3 separate regions of the Homo sapiens genome follow, and all the other regions are linked to region 2. A link is a contact called in ENCODE Hi-C or POLR2A ChIA-PET data. All regions are on one chromosome and are shown on one strand. The core of a region is the stretch at or near the end of the contact, and the rest is flanking DNA. Distances in the headings are between cores, read along the strand shown.

What was found. Hi-C counts contacts between places; a loop is a spot of excess contacts on that map. ChIA-PET counts read pairs that join two places held with the same protein, here RNA polymerase II (POLR2A). Pooled maps may share reads with other maps.
Region 1: a loop to region 2 is called in a map of PC-9, with 8 times the contacts of the local background. The contact joins two enhancer-like sites. A Hi-C loop is called at or near these places in 4 of 168 maps with a recorded cell type or tissue (HCT116, PC-9, endothelial cell of umbilical vein and 1 more) and 9 of 50 pooled maps. POLR2A ChIA-PET finds 5 or more read pairs at or near these places in 6 of 52 experiments (HCT116, HEK293, HepG2 and 3 more).
Region 3: a loop to region 2 is called in a map of CD14-positive monocyte, with 2.1 times the contacts of the local background. The contact joins two enhancer-like sites. A Hi-C loop is called at or near these places in 2 of 168 maps with a recorded cell type or tissue (CD14-positive monocyte and naive thymus-derived CD4-positive, alpha-beta T cell) and 12 of 50 pooled maps. POLR2A ChIA-PET finds 5 or more read pairs at or near these places in 9 of 52 experiments (CD4-positive, alpha-beta T cell, CD4-positive, alpha-beta memory T cell, HepG2 and 6 more).

What each region holds. Positions count from the first base shown.
Region 1 is chr16:15,480,975-15,483,813 of GRCh38, reverse strand. All of the region lies in intron 1 of MPV17L-BMERB1 (MPV17L-BMERB1 readthrough), which reads right to left. All of the region lies in intron 1 of BMERB1 (bMERB domain containing 1), which reads right to left. Among named protein-coding and RNA genes, the nearest start is that of BMERB1, 48 kb to the right of the region's middle. Within about 2 kb of position 1,358, at least 14 of the 41 ENCODE cell types and tissues checked have a DNase peak (open chromatin) inside an H3K27ac peak, as active enhancers do; they include HCT116 and PC-9, where a contact is called at or near this core.
Region 2 is chr16:15,589,667-15,592,584 of GRCh38, reverse strand. No RefSeq gene overlaps it. Among named protein-coding and RNA genes, the nearest start is that of MIR6506, 20 kb to the left of the region's middle. RefSeq lists enhancers at 1,219-1,513, 860-2,059. Within about 2 kb of position 1,549, at least 33 of the 41 ENCODE cell types and tissues checked have a DNase peak (open chromatin) inside an H3K27ac peak, as active enhancers do; they include CD14-positive monocyte, HCT116 and PC-9, where a contact is called at or near this core.
Region 3 is chr16:15,680,656-15,683,591 of GRCh38, reverse strand. The region is part of intron 4 of NDE1 (nudE neurodevelopment protein 1); the gene reads right to left. Among named protein-coding and RNA genes, the nearest start is that of NDE1, 32 kb to the right of the region's middle. RefSeq lists an enhancer at 1,166-1,460. Within about 2 kb of position 1,356, at least 5 of the 41 ENCODE cell types and tissues checked have a DNase peak (open chromatin) inside an H3K27ac peak, as active enhancers do; they include CD14-positive monocyte, where a contact is called at or near this core.

The sequences.
Region 1 (2,839 bases), core at 109-2,608, 110 kb after region 2:
CCCTTGAGGTAGTAAATATTACTTTAGCCTTGTTTTATAGGTAAGTATGCAAGGGCCAGAAAGGGGACATAACTTGCCCAAGTTTACATAGTTGTAGATCAGCAGAGAGCTGGGACTCAAACATAGATTTTTCTGGCCAGGCACGGTGGCTCATGCCTGTAATCCTAGCACTTTGGGAGGCCGAGGCGAGTGGATCACCTGAGGTCAAGAGTTCGAGACCAGCCTGGCCAACATGGGGAAACCTCATCTCTAATAAAACTACAAAAATTGGCCAGGTATGGTGGTGGACATCTATAACCCCAGCTACTTGAGAGGCTGAGGCAGGAGAATCACTTGAACCCAGGAGGCAGAGGTTGCAGTGAGCTGAGATCATGCCATTGCACTCCAGCCTGGGCTTCAGAGAGAAACTCTGTCTCAAAAATAAATAAATAAATAAAAATAGGTTTTTACAACTCTCAACCACTCCGTTCAAGTGCCTCCTAGTAGAGGGAAGAGCATAGAAACACAGAACATTTCTTTAGAAGAATGTATCATTCCATGTTCTTCCTAGAGGAATAATCGGAGTTTAGCCCACTAAGATAACTCACAACAGCAACCTTTATAACAGTGGAAAAATTGGAAACATACAATGTTTGGCCATATGGACTAGTTAAGTTATTGAAGAATATGTGATGATTTGGGACTAGGATCATAATTTAGAGCTGAGTGAAAAAGGCAGGATATGGGAAAGTAAAATAGTTGGATATTAGCTACACAGGAAAAATATTAAAAGGTTACTAGAAAAACACGCATCAGGATGTTGGTTGACTTTGGCGGGTAGAATTGTGGGTGATTTTTTTCTATGTGTTTTACGCGCGTGTGTGTGTGTATAGACTCAGTTTCCATATCTGTAAAATGGGTATAATAACAGATCTCCCCCACTGAATGGTCAGAAACACTAAGTGAGACAACGCATGTAAAGCTTGAAGCATCAGTACCTGACATAGGATAAATGCTGAATAAAATAACTAACTACAACAATTATTATGTACATGTATTAATTTTATAACTAAGAACACAGGCAATAAATGCTATGTTTAAATCCTGTACAATCTTTTTTTCTTTTTTAAACATGGGAGAATCCTACACGGCAGCCCCCAGAAGTCGCCTTGCTTTGCTTTGTCAGTGATTTCCTCCTCCAGATGTGAAACTGAAGGTAGCATGAGTCATGGCTGCTTCCACAGGTGCCCTTGGATTGTCGAGTGACTCAACTCCAAGCTGCTCTGCATGGAAAGTAACCAGCTGCTGCCTCCAACTCACCAGGCTCAACCCTCCACACCAGGCTCCTCCTCCAAAGTCTCCCAACAAATCAATGCAGGATTCAGAGCCACCCACTGGATGGTTCTGGTGGCCACTAGGATGTTTTCTCACTTCCCAACTCCCAGCCCCAGGCAGCAGGGAAGTGTCTCTGCTCACCTCATGGCTTCCTGTTTAGGACACTGACCTCAAAGCACACAAGTCAGTTCATACTCAGGGCAGATTCTTTTTCTCTTAGACACAGAGAAGATGTTGCCTTAACATCATCTACACCCCTGGGGATCCCTATGATTAGGGCCTGGCTCTCCTTTCCTCTTCTCTCAAGGCTGGTTCTACTCAAGGTCAATCTGGTACCTACAGCAGGCTAAGGAGCAGCAGGCACCTTGCCAATATCAATGGCAGTGGACCCTATCCTGCCAGGAAACATCTCTGTCTTTCACAGATGGTCAGGTTCATGGTCCTGATGATTATTTAGAATTACACAGCAGGCCAGGCGCGGTGGCTCATGCCTGTAATCCCAGCACTTTGGGAGGCTGAGGTGGGCAGATCACTTGAGGTCAGGAGTTCAAGACCAGGCTAGTCAACGTAGTGAAACCCCGTCTCTACTAAAAAAAAAAATACAAAAATTTGCCGGGCATGGTGGCAGGCACCTGTAATCCCAGCTACTTGGGAGGCTGAGGTAGGAGAGTTGCTTGAACCTGGGAGGTGGAGGTTGCAGTGACCCGAGATCATGCTATTATTGCACTCCAGCCTGAGGGACAGAGAGAGACTCCATCTCAAAAAAAAAAAAGAAAGAAAAGAAAAAGAAAATAAGTACACAAGCAATATGTTAATTAATTCTTGTTATAGAAAATGCAGACAATCTAGAAGTAGGTTTTAAAAAGGAAAGAAAAGAGTTCCCTTGACATCTCTCTTCCAATCCCACTCCTCTTCTCAGAGGTGACAAATCGCTGGTAGTAGTTGGGCATGCACCTGGGTGGGTTTTTTTTTTGAGATGGAGTCTTACTCTGTCGCCCAGGTTGGCATGCAGTGGCACAATCTCGGCTCACTGCAAGCTCCGCCTCCCGGGTTCACGCCATTCTCCTGCCTCAGCCTCCGGAGTAGCTGGGACTACAGGTGCCCACCACCACACCCAGCTAATTTTTTTGTATTTTTAGCAGAGACGGGGTTTCACCGTGTTAGCCAGGATGGTCTCGATCCCCTGACCTCGTGATCCACCCGCCTCGGCCTCCCAAAGTGCTGGGATTACAGGCATGAGCCACTGTGCCCGGCTGAGTTTTTGTATTATTATTTTTTTTTTAGCAGAAATGGGAACATGCTCTACATATTCTGTGACTTGTTTTTCCACTTGGTGACTTTCTACTTAATATCTTGAAGACCATTCCATGATGATACAATTAGATCTTCTGCATTCTTTTCCAAATAGCTACATAATATTTTGCTCTAAAGTTCTACCATAGTTTAGCCACTTCTCTATGGATGGACTCTTAGACTGATTCTAATTTTTTATTATTAGACACAATGCTCTAATGAAATTCTCTTA
Region 2 (2,918 bases), core at 300-2,799:
TCCGCCTCAGGCAGCTCATGTGATGGCCTCCAAAGGCTTCCCAGGTGCAGGGCCTGGGCATGAGGGAACCCCCGCTCCTACCACCCACCTGCCCCCACTGCAGTTTCTGGTATCAGCAAGTGCAGACAAATCCACACTGGGGCTGCAGGGTCGCCGCCCTTGGTATTTCAGCAGCCAGAGTCTGATGCATCAAGGGCAGGTGTGGCAAGAATCAGGAAATACATTTTTTTTTTTTTTGAGACAGAGTCTCACTCTATCGCCCAGACTGGGGTGCAGTGGCACGATCTCGGCTCACTGCAACCTCCTACCGGGTTCAAGCGATTCTCATGCCTCAGCCTCCGAACAGCTGGGATTACAGATGCTGCCACCACACCTGGCTAATTTTTTTTGAGACGGGGTTTTGCCATGTTGCTCTGGCTCGTCTCAAACTCCTGGCCTCAAGTGGTTCACTTGCCTCGGCCTCCCAAAGTGCGGGGATTACAGGCGTAATATAATATAGATATTATATATAGATATAGATATAGATGTCTCTATAATATCTATATATAAATAGATATATCTATTATATATAATAGAGATATATATCTATATATAATATATAGATATCTATATATTATATATAGATATATATCTATATATTATGTATAGATATAATATAGTCACACAGTCAACCATGCCCGGAACCCCCAAGCCCCCACTTTTTTTTTCCGAGATGGAGTCTCACTCTGTTGCCCAGGCTGGAGTGCAATGGTGCGATCTCGGCTCTTTGCAACCTCCGCCTCCTGGTTTCAACCGATTCTCCTGCCTTAGCCTTCCGGGTAGCTGGGATTACAAGCATGTGCCACCACACTTGCTAATTTTTGTATTTTTAGTAGACATGGGGTTTCACCCTGTTTTTTAAATTCTCTAAAAGGAAGAGGACACTTTTTTTGTTGTTGTTGTTGTTGTGTTGTGTTGTGTGTGTGTGTGTGTGTGTGTGTGTGTGTGTGTTTTGAGACAAAGTCTTGCTGTGTCTCCAGACTGGAGTGCAGTGGCGCAATCTCGGCTCACTGCAACCTCTGCCTCCCAGGTTCAAGCGATTCTCCTGCCTCAGCCTCCCAAGTAGCTGGGACCACAGGCGCCCACCACCATGCCCAGGTAATTTTTTTGTATTTTTAGTACAGATGGGTTTTCACCATGTTAGCCAGGATGGTCTCAATCTCCTGATCTCGTGATTTGCCCGCCTCGGCCTCCCAAAGTGCTGGGATTACAGGCGTGAGCCACCGTGTCCAGCCCTGTTTGCTTTTAAATGGGAGAGACCTGTTTAAATCCCTCCGATGGGAAGAGAAAGAACAATTGGGGCTACAGTGGTGGGGAGGGAGGGAGATGAATGATGACTCTGTCACTAACAACCCCTGGGACCGTGGGCAGTGGATTTACTGCCACTTCCTCATCTGTAAAGTGAGAAGTGATAACAGGATCTGACTCACTGTTTCAAGTGTTTATTCTGCCTCCGCTTGCAACCTCTTGCAACCTCCGCTTGAAAAGGGTAATGGATTTACTGCTACTTCCTCATCTGTAAAGTGAGAAGTAATAACAGGATCTGACTCATCAGGCTGATGTGAGGAGGGAACCAGCCAGTGTGAGCACATTGCTCAAGGCATAGAGATAAGCTACAATAAATGTTATTCCCATTATCAACCTCCTCCATGGCTTCTAAAAGGAGCAAGTCTAGGTGTGCAGGACCCCACAGTCTGCAAGGTTTCCCAGCTTGGAAGGTGGCCCTGGTAATCTGGAAGCGTCTGTGACAGCTTAAATAAATTGGATTTTTTAATGTTTTCTTTTTTTAAAAAAATCAGTAGGAATTACAGGAACATACAGTAGGTGTACCCAGAGCTTAGCGGAAGTACCAGAGGCAGGATTTTGATGAGGGTTTGATCTCCTCTGGTTCGTTGGATCTGTGAGTGACTGCTGTATAACTGGCCTGAGGTCAGACCTCGCTGACCCCCCCACTCCCCTCTCCCCTTTTTTTTTGAGATGGAGTCTCGCTCTGTCGCCCAGGCTGGAGTGCAGTGGCACAATCTCTGCTCACCGCAAGCTCTGCTCACTGCAAGCTCCGCCTCCCGGGTTCACGCCATTTTCCTGCCTCAGCCTCCTGAGTAGCTGGGACTACAGGCGTCCACCACCACGCCCGGCTAATTTTTTGTATTTGTAGTAGAGATGGGGTTTCACCGTGTTAGCCAGGATGGTCTCGATCTCCTGAACTCGTGATCCGCCCGCCTCGGCCTCCCAAAGTGCTGGGATTACAGGCTTGAGCCACCACGCCCGGACCCCCCAAGCCCCCCCTTTTTTTTTTCCGAGATGGAGTCTCACTCTGTTGCCCAGGCTGGAGTGCAATGGTGCGATCTCGGCTCTTTGCAACCTCCGCCTCCTGGTTTCAACCGATTCTCCTGCCTTAGCCTCCCGAGTAGCTGGGATTACAAGCATGTGCCACCACACTTGCTAATTTTTGTATTTTTAGTAGACATGGGGTTTCACCATGTTAGCCAAGTTGGTCATGAGCTCCTGACCTCAAGTGAGCCTCCCACCTCGGCCTCCCAAAGTGCTGGGATTACAGGCATGATCCACAGTGCCCAGCCTTGACCCACATTTTTTATGGGGAAAAGAGGGCGGTGGGCCCTTTGCAGCCTGAGTTTTCACTGCACGTTGGAGCGGGAGGGGTCTGTGGTGGGTGGAATTGGGTCCTCCCCAAATGCATGTCTACGTGGAGCCTCAGAATGTGACCTTGGTTGGAAAGAGGGTTTTTGCAGAAGTAATTAAGGAAAGGGTCCAAATGAGATCATACTGCATTCGGGTGGCCCTCACTCCAATGACTGGTGTCTTTTTAAGATGAGAGGGTGCACAGAGGCACATATACAGCGGAGGCGGCCACGTGGAGA
Region 3 (2,936 bases), core at 107-2,606, 91 kb before region 2:
GGTGGATCACAAAGTCAGGAGATCGAGACCATCTTGGCTAACATGGCGAAACCCCATCTCTACTAAAAATACAAAAAAATTAGCCGGTTCGTGGTAGCGGGTGCCTGTTGTCCCAGGTACTCGGGAGGCTGAGGCCAGGAGAATGGCATGAACCTGGGAGGCGGAGCTTGCAGTGAGCCAAGATTGTGCCAATGCACTCCAGCCTGGGTAACAGAGCTAGACTCTGTCTTAAAAACAAACAAAAAAAACCCATATTTAGTATAACAGCAAAATATTGCAATAATTTGTGACTATGAAAGCTGTTAATTTCATGTGCAGTTATTGAGAACCTGAAAATACTTAAATAGGAAAACAGATTTTCAGTAAATATAAAGAGATATACTGGTTAGATAACTAAGAACATATCCTTTTTGAGCCAAAAAATGCTTTAAAAGTCCATGGAATTGGCTGGGCACAGTGGCTCATGCTTGTAATCCCAACACTTTGGCAAGCCGAGATGGGAAGATTGTTTGAATCCAGGAGTTTGAGACCAGCCTGGGAAACACTGTGTGACCCCATCTCTTTAAAAAAAAAAAATGTGTAAGTTGGACTGGGTGTGAGAGCTAACGGCTATAATCCCAGCACTTTGGGAGGCCGAGGTGGTGGATCGCTTGAGGTCAGGACCATGGTGAGACCCCATTTCTACTAAAAATAGAAAAATTAGCTGGGCATAATGGCACATGCAATGTAGTCCCAGCTACTCGAGAGGCTGAGGCAGGAAAATCATTTGAACCTGGGAGGCAGAGGCTGCAGTGAGCTAAGATCGCACCACTGCACTCCAGCCTGGGCTACAGAGCAAGACTCTGTCTCAAAAATAAATAAATAAAATAAAATGAAAAACTTATGAAAAGAGTAAAACTAGATTAAATCTATTTGAATTTTTGTAAAACTTTTTGGCATCTTAGTACTCATATGAAACAAAGTAACCTTTAGGAAATGTATTTAATTTTTAGTTACTTCCAATTAGGTCCTGCACACTTTTCAAGGTTATTCTTATACAAAGTGCCTGTCCTCAGTTAAAAGTGAGTAGTTTCGTTTGAGGGACGTATAGAAGAAGGACCATGAGAGCAATCAAACAGCTGATGGTGCTGAGAAACTCTTGTTCTTGGAGAAGACTGTCAAACGTTCTAAATATAACTATTAAACTTGCACAAAATTGTAACATTTTCAAGTCTTTAAAATAAAGCTTTGGAGCCTAGGCAACATGGAGAAACCCGGTCTTTACAAAGAATACACAAATTAGTGAGTCATGGTGGCACATGACTGTAGTCCCAGCTACTGGGGAGGCTGAAGTGATCGTGCCACTGCACTCCAGCAGGGGCGACAGAGAGAGACCTTGTCTCAAAACATAAATACATAAAACTTTGGTGACCTAGAACTTTATTGATTCTATAATGGTGAACTGGGCTTCTACCTCATCCGATTTTTAACACTAAACTATTCAGCATTTGGCCAAATTGTATTAACAAAAACAATGCACGTTTAGTACAAAAATAAAAATAGAAAAGAAAGAAAAAACAAAAATACTACAAGAAAACACTTGGCTAATTGCTTTATAAACCTTGGAGTGCACAAGGCCCTTCTAACTATGACTAAGAAATCTGACTACAAAAAAATCAAATACCAGCCTGGCCAACATGGTGAAACCCCATCTCCGCTAAAAATACAAAAATTAGCCAGGCGTGGCAGTGGGCGCCTGTAATCCCAGCTACTTGGGAGGCTGAGGCAGGAGAATAGCTTGAACCTGGGAGGGTGGAGGTTGCAGTTAGCCGAGATCCTGCACCTGCACTCCAGCCTGGGCCATAGGGCAAGACTCTGACTCAAAACAAAACAAATCAGTAACTCTGTACAATAAAATATACATCAGACAAAGCTGGAAACAAATGACAAACTCCCAATACTGTCCATTCATGTCACAGACAAATATATAAAAATCTCCTAGAAATCATGGGAAAAAAAACAACGAACAACCCAATTTTAAAATATGCCAAAGGCCGGGTATGGTGGCTCATGCCTATAATCCCAGCACTTTGGGAGGCCAAGGTGGACAGACCGAGTCCAGGACTTTGAGACCAGCCTAGGCAACATGGAAAAACCCTGTATCTACAAAAAATACAAAAATTAGCCAGGTATAGTGGCACATGCCTATAGTCCCAGACACTCAGGAGGCTGAGGTGGGAGAATCACTTGCCCCAGGAGGTCAAGGCTCCAGTGAGCTGTAATTGCACCATGGCACTCTACTCTGGGCAATGGAGCGAGGCCCAGTCTCAAAAAAAAAAAAAAAAAAAAAAAAAAAAAAGGCAGTGTTTAACAGTGCTGGCACAACTGGGCTATCCACCTAAAGAAAATAAAAATAAAATTGAACTTGTATCTTATACTAGATACAAAAATAAATTCATTGCAGACTAAGGAATAAGGATACAAAAAAATTAAACAATTAAAAAATATTGCAAAAAAAACACAAAACACATGAACAATCAAGAACCAAGGAGACTTCCCTAGTGAAATCTGCAAACCTAGAAGGTATTTAAAAAAAGATGTAACTGATGACCTAAAAATGAAAAATACATGTATAAAAAATTTTTTTTCAAAAGAGAAAAAAGGAAATATTTGTATGGAAAATGATACAATAGACAAAGTCAACAAACAAAAGATTACCACGGAAAAAATTATTTTCAATGCAGGAGAAAAGATTAGTAGTAAAAATATACAAAGGGCCAGGCACAGTGGTTCATGCCTGTAATTCCAGCTTTGGGAATCTGAGGCAGGTGGATCACTTGAGGTCAGGAGTTCAAGACCAGCCTCTCCAACATCGCAAAACTCCGTCTCTGCTAAAAATACAAAAATTAGCCAGGCGTGGTGGGGGGCGCCTGTAATCCCAGCTACTTGGGAGGCTG